Regions from separate parts of the Mus musculus genome. Here region 1 is linked to region 2. The links are chromatin contacts, found by Hi-C or POLR2A ChIA-PET in ENCODE. All regions are on one chromosome and are shown on one strand. Each heading gives the region's core, a stretch centred on a gene start or an enhancer-like site at or near the end of the contact. The rest is flanking DNA. Distances are from core to core; before and after follow the strand shown. Region 1 holds the start of Lgals3 (lectin, galactose binding, soluble 3). Region 2 holds the start of Mapk1ip1l (mitogen-activated protein kinase 1 interacting protein 1-like).

What was found. Hi-C counts contacts between places; a loop is a spot of excess contacts on that map. ChIA-PET counts read pairs that join two places held with the same protein, here RNA polymerase II (POLR2A).
Region 1: POLR2A ChIA-PET joins it to region 2 with 15 read pairs in Patski. The contact joins the promoter of Lgals3 here to the promoter of Mapk1ip1l in region 2. A Hi-C loop is called at or near these places in 1 of 37 maps with a recorded cell type or tissue (heart). POLR2A ChIA-PET finds 5 or more read pairs at or near these places in 2 of 5 experiments (Patski and embryonic stem cell).

Annotation. Positions count from the first base shown.
Region 1 is chr14:47,369,881-47,375,589 of GRCm38, reverse strand. Lgals3 (lectin, galactose binding, soluble 3) reads right to left here and starts at 1,730. Exons shown (of 6, transcript NM_010705.3): 1 at 1,638-1,730. It also overlaps the pseudogene Gm52166.
Region 2 is chr14:47,294,981-47,300,675 of GRCm38, reverse strand. Mapk1ip1l (mitogen-activated protein kinase 1 interacting protein 1-like) reads right to left here and starts at 2,402. Exons shown (of 4, transcript NM_178684.6): 1 at 2,271-2,402. It overlaps Gm35078, which reads right to left and starts at 4,134. Exons shown (of 2, transcript XM_006519856.4): 1 at 4,053-4,134; 2 at 2,271-2,693. The coding sequence starts at 4,066. The coding sequence ends at 2,288. It overlaps Socs4 (suppressor of cytokine signaling 4), which reads right to left. Exons shown (of 2, transcript NM_080843.3): 2 at 4,574-5,695.

The sequences.
Region 1 (5,709 bases), core at 481-2,980, 76 kb before region 2:
GCATTCTTTCAGATGGGCACTGCCTCCCCCCCCCACCACCACCAAAGACTGTTGTTGCAGACAAGCAAGGCTTTTGTTATTAAACTTCAAGTTTTATGGAAACAGTTGGGGGTGGTAGTTTACACTGTTAGCCCCTGCACTTGGGAGACTGAGACAGGATTGAATATTGAAAGCCAGCCTGGGCTACATAGTAAGTTCCAGTCCTGCCTAGGCTGCAGTGGCAGCCTGTCTCCCTGGGATGGTTTGTATATGCTCGGCCAGGGAGTGGCACTAACTGAAGGTGTGGCCCTGTTGGAGTAGGTGTGTCACTGTGGGTGTGGGCTTTAAGACCCTCATCCTAGCTGCCTGGAAGCCAGTCTTCCACTAGCAGCCTTCAGATGAAGATGTAGAACTCTCAGCTCCTCCTGCACCATGCCTGCCTGGACGCTGCTATGCTCTTGCCTTGAGGATTATTGACTGAAGCTCTGAACCTGTGAGCCACCCCCACCACAATTAAATGTTGACCTTTATAAGAGCTGCCTTGGTCATGGTGTCTGTTCACAGCAATAAAACCCTAACTAAGATACTTCCCCTGCCCCCAAAGGTAAATAAATAAAAATACGGAACTATAAACTTGAAGCAAACATCTTGGAATTTCAGAAAGTGATAGTTTTTACACACTGGTTTCTGTTCTTTTCCTCAGAATTAGCCGGGTCACTAAGTCCAAATGTTCTCATTATCCAGAAACCCTACTCCCCGGGGGTCGCTTTATAAATATTCCAATTTCTTCAAATAGGAATCACTTGCTTCCCTGCTAGGGTTAGCCGGAATCCTAAGCCTCAGTCTCAACTCCCCCTCCCCACCCATTCCCGTCCCATCCTCGATTCCCTGCAATAGTGCTTGAGTAACATAATTCAGCATAAATGCAACCTTTGAAAGCCTCTCGCTAAGGGTCTGCACTCTGAGACCAACACGGCCACACCCAAGACTTCCTCCACCCAGATCTAGAGGTTATTGCACAAATAACCACACTGGTCACGAATGAGTCACTTGGCTTACAAAAAAATGTTAGAGGTTACAGTAGTTCTTCATCCCGACACATGCGCACTAGGGCTTGGGCAGCACTGTCCTGTGCGGTCAAGCACGCAGCGGGTGGCTATAGCCCCTACCTCCGCTGAACCTGGTGGAACTCACTGGCACCACACAGCAAGATCTCTAGTGGAAGGCTTCCACGTGCACCAAAGGAGCCTGCTGGAATTCCTCCAGGAGTCAGGAATCCTGGGCGATGTCTTTTGAGTCTCCAAACTCCCACCCCCACCCCCAACGTGCCAGAAGAGGCACCTGATCCCTATGGCCAAGCTAGGGGCCAGCTACAAGGTGGATCTCCGTAGGTTGTGGCTCACTCTAACGCAGGGCTTCGAAGGAGTGCCCAGGGCCCGCTGGCATCCCGCCATCCCAAAGAGACTTAGTATGTAGGTCGTGAATAACTTTCTCCGAGAGTTACCCGCAGGAGAGCCAAGGCGGTAGACCAGCGCCTGGGACCCTGAAGGTCACCTCCGTCCATCTCCCGGGAGCCCAGCCCTTTCTTGGTGCACTGAGCAGCACCGGTCCCCGCGCCCCGCGCCGCTCACCTGGGTAGTGCTCTCTGTGCCGCTCACCTGATTAGTGCTCCACCCGCCGCTCCGCTAGCTGTCAGAGCTGGGCGGTGGCTCGGCCGCTTCTAGTACTCTTTTCCCCGGGCCCGCCCTCCCAGGGCGGGGCAGCATCCCTCGCCCTGCAGGCGCCTGGCTGGACCGCGCCCCACGGACCACGGAGCTTCCCCACAGTGGACTGGGACACGCCCGCCAGCCTGTGCCCCTCACCTGTGCCCCGCAGTGGGCCCTAGCCGACCGCACCCAGACTCTCAGACTCACCCAATTCCCTTGTCTGAAGCTGCCTGTCAGGGTCTCATCCTGCCCCTAATTCCTTCACCTGAAGCCTTCCGCAGAAATGGCAGTGACTTTGAGTGTGAGGGAAGGGAGGAGCAGGTGTCCCTGACAAATCTGAGATGTAAGAGGTGCCCCTGTTTGCATTCACTCCTGCTCTGGATTTTGCTGGGCTGGGTAAACCCAATGTGGTACATAGTAGGTTCTCGGTAGGTATTTGTTGGTTGATTGATTGATGAGTGAATGAATGAATGTGGACGAATGAATTAATGAATGAAGTAGTATGAATGTGTGAATTGATTCCTAGGAAGATGTTTTCTCAAAGATTGGAGGAGAGTTACAGCACGGGCAAGGGGCAGTTAAATCAAGAGGACAGGGTGTAGCTCTGTCTATATGAAAATAGTTACAAGGAACAGCCGCTTTTGCAAGAGGCTGATAACCAGTTTGGAACCATTTATATAGATTAAAAACTTGAGTGATGTGGTTAAGGATATTCAAGATAATTTTTCCCCAGCTTCAGATACATCAGCTAATATCTACCAAACACTTATGCACCCCACTCTATGCCTAGGGCTTTACATACATTTATGGAGTTGGCATTATTTTAATCCTATTAGGTCCAAAGCAGCCCCCCAGAATGCCAGTGCTGGTCCTAAACAGAGGGACTCTGGCTGCACAAACAGAAGCTTATAGGTGGTTTCTGTTGACCAGGGATCTCCCTTAGTCTGCCCCCAATGTCAACTACCTCAGGCAAGGGCACCTGCTTCCCGGTCAATCCCAACAGCCTGTAACAGCTCAAAGCCCCCCATTCTGCTGACTTCTCCCCACACCCGGGGCAGGGGAATGTTTATTGCCTTGGTGGTTTGAGCCCCAATAAACTTATCTTTCTACTCATTCAGTGATGTCGCTGTGCCCTTGCTTACAAATCCCATTTTAGACATGAGAAAATATGGGTATAGAGAGTCAAGCATAATCCCGTAAGGGTGCTTGCTACAAAGCCCGACGCCTAACTTTGATCCCTGTAACTCAAGAGGAAAGAAGAGAACCAACTCTTGAATGTTGTCATTTAAGCCACATACACATGCTCACATGCATATGTGCAAATATAAATGCATTTTAAAATATTAAAACATCGCTTCTCGGCCTTTTGGCTAAGATCAAGTGTAAAATATTAAAACATGTAAATAAAATTTTAGAAATAAATATATGTATTTTTTTAAAAAATCACTGTAGGTAGTAGGTGTGGTGGCTCATGTCTTTAATCTCTTGGGATCTGCATGCTCTTGGGATGCAAAAACAGGCAGATCCCTTCAAGTTTAAGGCCAGCCTGGTCTGTATGGCGATTTGAGGCCACCAGGGATGTACAGTCAGGCCTTGTTTCAAAAACAAAAATGAAAAACCCCAAACAATCACTGTGACCATTGGCTTATGTAAGCCACGGAGCACTCCAGCTGTCACTTGTCACCTGGCTCTCCAGATTTCCTGTAGTCTCTAAAGTAATCAATTATTAGTGTGTTAATAAAGAGTCCCGGCCAGTTTTGCACAACCAGAGGGAAATGTGCACGCAAACTCTCATTCCAGGGGCACTCAGGAGGCCTGCTCTAGTCTCTAGGATAGACTTACAAGCTCGGCAGAGCCTGTGGCTGGTGATGCACTCATTGCTGCCCCTCCAAGCTTACACACACGGAAGTCACTGTGTGGCTGGAGAAGAATTCGCAGGCCATGAACTCTCCTCTACACAGGTAGCCTGGCAACAAGCTTGTTTGAATGAGTCATCTGTAGATGATTAGCATGTGGGCATGAAATAGGATGGGCAGAGAGGAATGCCTTTAGTCTCTTAGGAAAACACTTAAAGTCTTAAGACCGTGAGTCATGAGGACGCTCTTTTACAGTTACCTAGAAGTGGACAGCTGAAATGGTTGCCATGGAGATATGGGATGAGTCACATTCTTGCCCTGTGCATAATCTTTGGTCATTTTTAGGGATCGATAATGGTTGTGTCTTTGTTACATAGAAGACTTACTTATGCTGAACTGAATCATGAGGTCGAACTTAGGTCTTCACTGCCCATCGGAGAGAACACTTCTATGCCAATTTCCTGCCAAGTAAAGCTAGTGAAAGGGTATTGGTATATCAAGGAGTGTCTGGAGTTTACAACCTGTATAGGAGCAGTAAATGACTCTTTAGAACCCAGCCCAAAGCCTCTATAAACTCTTTCAAAATAAGTGTACAAGACAGTCTCATAGAATGTCTATATACCAATGACTGTGCTGTTTGAAATAAGGGGCAAGCCTGACCTTGACGGTCAGCAACTGGCCACCTGGTTTCTTCTGATACAGAGATGTTAGGACTCTGACTTAATAAACAACTGAGCAGACAGTCAGGCAAAGGCCCCCCCAGAGCAGCCTCACACTTGACAGAAGCTGGTGGAAGGTATCTGAAGGAAGGAACTTCAGGTAGAGAAAGCCAGGAGAGAGGGAAAAAAATACTAAAGCAGAGAAAGGAAACCTGAGGGGGGAGGGGGCAAATTAATTAGTCACCTTTTAAGTAGGAAAATTAAAATTGGAGCAGAAGGCTAGAAGTGGAATAGGGAGATAATGAACATAGAGCATCCTGTTGAGGGACAGCTTAAAGATGGCTTAGCAGGAAGGTGTCTCCCACCAAGCTTGATGGCCTGAGTTCAAGCCCTGGGGCCACGCAGCAGGAAGAGAAAACCAGCTCCTGCAAGCTGTCCCCTAACCTCCATTCATGCGCCAAGGCAGGCACATGGCTTCCCACGCACCAATAACTGAATGTAATAAAAATTAAAGCATGAAGAAATATGAGGTACAGCCAGAAGGAGAAATTTCCCAGAAACTAGCTAAGCTGTGCCAAATAAGGAGAGATGCCCCACAAAACTTGAAGCCCTAGGGAAATATAAACAGAACCACATTGACAGGGACTCTCATAGAGAGCAGATAGAATGACCTGGAAAGAGGAAAGGAAGAGATCTTCCTGCTTGTCACATTTGATCTACAGAGAGTTTCCCTGTTCTGCCTGTGTCCACATCCTGTCAACACATCCAGGTGACAACTGAGAATCAGAGCTGACCTGGGGACATTCGGTGCACGTAATGCACATAGCGGGCTTCTGAGTTGGGAGCCTGGAACCTTTGGGACAGAAGGCGAGCCTTCGTGTCATGGGGACACAATTTGTGCCTTGAAGACAGAACATTTTCCAATGTTCTGGAGCCAAGGTACTGCGTTCATCTGCTGCTAACATCTCAGCTATCTGAAGCTGGTCCTACATTTCCGGTGTGCTTAGTAGGTACCCAACGTATGCCTCGGCCATTTTACCAGCCCATTCTTTGTAACTCAGTCAGTAGACAAGCTTGTCAAAACCTGGCTGACACATAAAATGGGGTCAGTGGTAACATACCAATTGCTGGGTAACACAGTCTCCCTGCCCAGGCTGCAGCCCAAGCCCCATCAAGAATGAATGCACTGCTAGCTCCAACCAGCTAGTGTAGAGAGAAGCCAACAGAATGAGGGAATCCCAGGTGCCCCTCTCCCTGCCTGCCTGCCTTGGCTCTAGTCACCTCTGTCCTTTTTCTGCCACAAGCCTAACCCAAGCTGACCTTTAGTACCAGCTACCACAAAACCCACACACCTACAACAGCGCCTCCTGAGAGCTCGGGGCCTTGGCACGCACATCAGCTCAACACACCTGCCCCTATGGCTGCCCTGACAGAGCCCATTCCAGGGCTGAGCATCTGACACGTCAGCTGCACCTGTGAGTAGACAGAGAGTAAGGCAAAGGAAGGGAA
Region 2 (5,695 bases), core at 1,153-3,652:
AGGCTTACAGGTTAATTTTGGGCATTACATTAGTATATATTATATTGAAAGCAGATTCTGGATCAGTACTGGGTAATTTATCAGATTATATTCCATTTTATAACTGGGTAAGTAAAAAAGCTTGGAATGTTTTGAACATCATAGTAGGAGCTCTTATAATGTATTCCTATTAATTGGAACCCAAGCTTTAGAGTAATTAGTGGCATGGCATAGACATTCCTGAGAAGTGGTATCTCTGCAGTCTGGAATAAAAGCTAGAGTATTAGGTTAAAGACAGGCTCCGGGGTAAGAACAGTTTGTATAAAACCAGAGGAAGACCAGTCTGGGGGAAAGCAGATGCAGTTCAAATTGGCTGGAATACCAGAAAGCAGTAAGACGTTTTAGCAGAGGGTTTTGGACAAGAGTGCTAAATAGCTTTACAGCTTACTTGACTGAGTCAACCTCAGTTTCTTCATGAAGTTAGAATGGGCTGTCATGCTATACAGGAACTAAACAGGACTTCATCTGACCCAGTGACTAAAACTGGAAAATAGCAACAAATGTCCAATTCTCTCTTCCTGCCATTCTTAACATTTTAAAAACTATACACGGGGTTGTTCACTTCCATGGAGGTTCCCCAGAAGGCTAGAAGTGCTTAATGTCCTGGAGTTATACGTGGCTGTGAATGCTGGGACAGAACTCCAGTCCCCTGCGAGAATAGTGCATGTGTTCAACCTGAGCCATCTCTCTCCACACTGCAGCCCCATCTTCTCCTTCTCACTTAAACACAGAACAAAAAAGCCACCAGAGTAGACTGCCTGCCTGGCCTATGGTCAAATCCAGTTCTCTGAGTCCCATACATGGCAGTAAATGGGTATTTTCCAGAGATTTGCTGAGGCTTATTATACTAATCTGTAAATAAATCTCTTAAGTCACTGCCTGGCACTGAGCAAAAAACTCAACAAATGTTAGCTTTTACAACCGATACAATATGGCCACAAACCTTTGTCTATTTTCAAAGCAGAGAGCAACTAAAAAAAAAAAAGCAATTTCCTAAGTACTGCACAAACTTATTTGGTGGCAAAAGCTGACCCGACATTATTTATCCATTTCATTTTCCACCCACTCCCCGCTATAGTCTGAATAGTTACAACTGCTGAATTTTTTTCTTTCCTTCCCTAAAGTTTTGGGACTTGAATTTAGGACCTTGTAGCAAGCCGGGCTAGCACTTATCTACAGGCTCACCCTGTGCAAATATTACTAATTAACAGTCCCCGAGTCTAGGGCTCCTCTATAGTTAACAGTCACAGAATCTCAAGATTGCTGAATTCCTAAGGTTCCTGAGCCCAACGCTCAACCTCTGTAGGGAGAATGAAGATGACACCGATTCCTTCTGTAATCAAAAAGAACATTCCAACCTCGGCAGCTGCAGGAAAAAGTTTTTGAAGGGAAGTGTTCTAGAGAGTGGCTCCAATACTCCACGACTAAAAACTGCCCTCCTCCCCACCCAAGGAGCGCCACTAACAAAGACTTCCGAGGGCGACTCCAGCTTCTGAGGGTTTGGCCTCCAAACAGGCCTTTCGCACATGGGGGAGGGGGCAACACGTGTGTGTTTCTGTAGTAGGCTGTTACACATCTACGGTGGGGTCTGGTTTAGATACTTCAACTTTAGGATTCGTGAAAACATTACTTTCAGTTTTCATGGCAGGGAGGAAAAAAAATGGTTCAAGCGTTCTAGCTAGCTCAAAGGAGAACGTCACTCACTCAGCCCATGGCACCTTCTGTCCCCCGTAGTCATTTAAAGAATGGGTAATTACGATCAGCGAGAAGCTTGTCACACAGAATTATCAGGCGCCAGACCTTGCTGTAAGGATTCGGGTCTCCTCCACTGTCGTTTTTATTAGAAATTAGTGGCTGGGATACCGGTGGAGGGGCAAGGGGACGGGGGGGGGGTGTGGGGGACAAACAAGCTGCCCTTTAGGGTTAAGGGAACAAAGGGAATCCGGGATCAACCGGAGCGAACCAGCCCCCAGCCGGTCACGCAGGCGGATGTGGGGGAGGGTCGCCCGCTCCCGCCTAACCCCTCACCCCCCGCCCGCCCCCGCCCAAGCCTGGCATGACGTGGGCGCCCCGGAACCCGACGGGCGCGACATTAGATCCCTCGGTCGCCTGGTTCCCGGGGGACCCTCCCCATCGAAAGCTCTAGAGCCGCCAGGCCCCCCGGGACCCCGCGTCTTCGCATCGTCTCCCGCCAGCCTCGCGCCCCGCCGCAGGCGCCCAAGCGGACTCACCCGGCAGGATCCGAGTCCTAGGCGCGGCACAGTGGCGGCGGTGAGTCCAGAGAGACGGGCAATGGAGACCCGCTGAAGGCCTGATGGACCGAGACGACAGCGACACGGCTCCTCCTGGCACCGGAAAAGGAAGCGGGGAGGCCGACCTGGCCGCCCGTTATTTCCGCCCGCCCCGCCCAGCTTGCACTGCGCCTCCAGCCGGCCGCCCACGAAACTGCAGGCAGGGCCGCGTGGCTCCGGGAGCCTGGGCTGTTTCCCTCTGGGTGGAGCGCGGGAAGGTTTCCCTGCTTCCTGAGTCCAAAAGACCCAAAGGAAACCCCCTGGCCGGTGATGCTCACCGCAACCCAGGGACTGAAAGCGGAGTTTGGATTCTCTGTGTTTAGAGGTTTTTGTAGACAGGCTCCAAGCTGGCTGTCAGTAGTCCTGTTAAAATCGAGGGTAAAGAGATGAGGGAAAAGGGAAGTCTTTCTAAAGGTCTTGCGAATGAAAACTTTTAAAAGCATATGTCTGCAGAGACTGAGTTGTATAAGTTGGAATTTCAGTACTGTGGAAAGATTGGAATGTTGCAGGTCCAGGGGCTAATTACCTTATCTTGGGCTAGTGCTAGCCCTCCAGAATAGCCACCTCTGTGTCAAAACTAATATCTTGTGGCAATAAGATTAAAAACCTTTTAGGTCTATTAACAGGCAACTAGCCTCTGCCAATCCAAAAGCTAAGAATGTCATCGGATAATGTCTTAGATGTATAGAAAAGCTTCCTCTATCTTGATGTACCCTCCAATGTATCCATCCACCAGTGTGTTTTAAACTTTGCCTTGATTTATAGCGTTCTCTGTTCTGTAAAACTAAAAACCTCGTGATACTGGTTCCATGTTGGGACATGGAATTTGAGGTAACCTAAATTTGTGTTTTGGTGCCATCATCATTCAAAAATGGGTCCAGAATAAGCTATCTCTGATTCCCTTTAAGTTTTAAATTAAGAATAGTGGCCTCAACCTGTGGTTTATGAACCCTTTGGGCGTCGACTCTTTCATAGGGGTCGAATATCAGATATTTACATTATTTATAACAGTAGCAAAAATACAGTTATGAAGTAGCCATGAACTAATTTTCTGGTTGGGGGTTACCACAACATGAGGAATGGTATTAAAGAGTCACAGTATTAGGAAGGTTGATAAGCCACTGCTGTAAGATGAGAGGTGTTGGGTTTTTGAGACTGGCCTCTGTTTCTGGGAGACTCAAAACTGACATACCAGAAAGCAAAATCTAAATCTACATACAGATTTTCAGCCGGTCGTGGTGGCGCACACCTTTAATCCCAGCACTTGAGAGGCAGAGGCAGACAGATTTCTGAGTTTGAGGCCAGCTTGGTCTACAAAGTGAGTTCCAGGACAGCCAGGGATACACAGAGAAACCCTGTCTCGAAAACAAACAAAACAAAAAAATTTTTTTCATTTTTTTTTTTCCTTCCCAGACTTCTGATGTATGTCAGGTCCCAAAGAAACCCTAGACAAGTAAGTGGCCTCCCCAGCACTTCTCACCCCACCCGCTACAGTAAACCTATCTAACCTCTAACCTCTATGACTTCATTTCCACTGAGTGTTCTCCTAATCTGGTTTCTCTTGTCAGGTCTCTTTATCTCCAACCCCCCCACCCTACCCCACCCCACCCCACCCCACCCTTATTCCCCACCCGCCACGACCCTGTTCAGTCTGACTCTTCCAGTTGCCACTGGCTGTTCTCTCCCTCATATCTACAGTAAAACCTCTCTTCTCAACCATACCAAAAAGTGGTCATGTCCTCACTTTCATTCCAAGGTAGGAAAGCTTAAAAAACCAAACCACTGGCTGGAATCACGTCTCAGCAGGTTAAAGTGCCTGCTGTACAAGTTTGACAATCGGAGTTTGACCCTTAGAATGAAGGTAAAAGATAAGTAACTCCACACTTTGTCCTTTGACCTCACACCTGCTAATTCCCATCCTCCCCCACCCTCCAGCTCCCAATACTAAGAATGAAAAACACAACCACAAGGCTGGGGCCAAGGTTTTGGATTAGCAGGTAAAGGTCCTTGCCAAAAACTCCTCACTCCCTGAGTTTGCTCACTGAAAACCATGTGAAAACCTAGGCACTGTGGCTAGCAGCTGGAACTTCAGCATGCCTACAGCTGGAGGCTGAGAGGCTAAGCCTCAAAGTCAAGCCACAAGACAATTAGCCCTCAAAAAGTTGTCCTTTGGCTTTCGAAAGTGTATCATGGTATGCTCCTGAATTTAACACATGCACACAAATCTTTAAAAACGACAAAGCTTTTGGATTTAATATATTAAGCGAAAATTTATTTAGATCAAAAATTTTAAACCTACAGAAATATTTGTCAAGATTAGAAAGTGAAAAGAAACAGTATGGGTTACACACCATGATTGACAACATAGCTTTGTGAAATCATTAAACTCTGATATTCAAGTGTATATATTTCATACTCGGCTCATACAAATGTATCCAATTCTAGCAAAGCCAGCATAATTTAAATAAACTTTCTTGAGTTTTACATCATGACTCCTAAGTCTGATAGCTTAGATTTGATTTATAACCATGGTAAAATGATCTTTATTTCCTGCAGATGTGATTATCTTTCCAAATAAGGCCAACATCAGTTTACACAGATCTTCTGAAAGGCAGGAGGAAACTCCAATTATCTAATTGTAGGGTTTAAACCATAAACCCAAATTGTTCTATTATCTCCATTATCAGAGCAAGTCAAGAAAGCTTATTACAGACAAGTGAATATGATTTTGTATGCCCCACAAAGGTGCTACTTTAAAAATGTGTCATTCTCAACTAGTACTGAATAGCTACTCAGCAACTATTATTTTCAACTATGATCCAAGGGACACCTTTTACTGAACATTCAGGAGACCAAGACCATTACCTACATTTCACAGGAAATTAAGGCAAAGGAGTATTTAGGATTGAGCAATCCATTCAAAATTACAAAATAGACACACTGTCTTGAAGTTAGTTTTGTCCTAAAGCCTTTTCCACTAGATAGCCATTACTTTACATGTCTTCATCGTCTTCTTTTCTCAAGACAGGATGTAACAATGGCCTGGAACTCACAGAAATCTAGTCCCAAGTGATGGGACTAGAGGCCTGTACCACTACACCTGGCTAAATAGGCTATTTTAAACATTGTTTTGTCTTCAGGATTGTCTTATAATTAAGTATGGACTCTGAAATTTGCTCTGCCAAAATAAAAATATAGTTGCCTACTGGATTGTGACTGTAGTTAAAAATGACAAATACTTTTAATGAAAAGAGGGTAAGAGATCTATCTCAAAGCATCAGATTCACAGGAAAGAAGTACTCTATTATATGGATCTAGAAAACGATCCAAAGTTCAGAGATTGAACGTCGATAATTTGATTTATC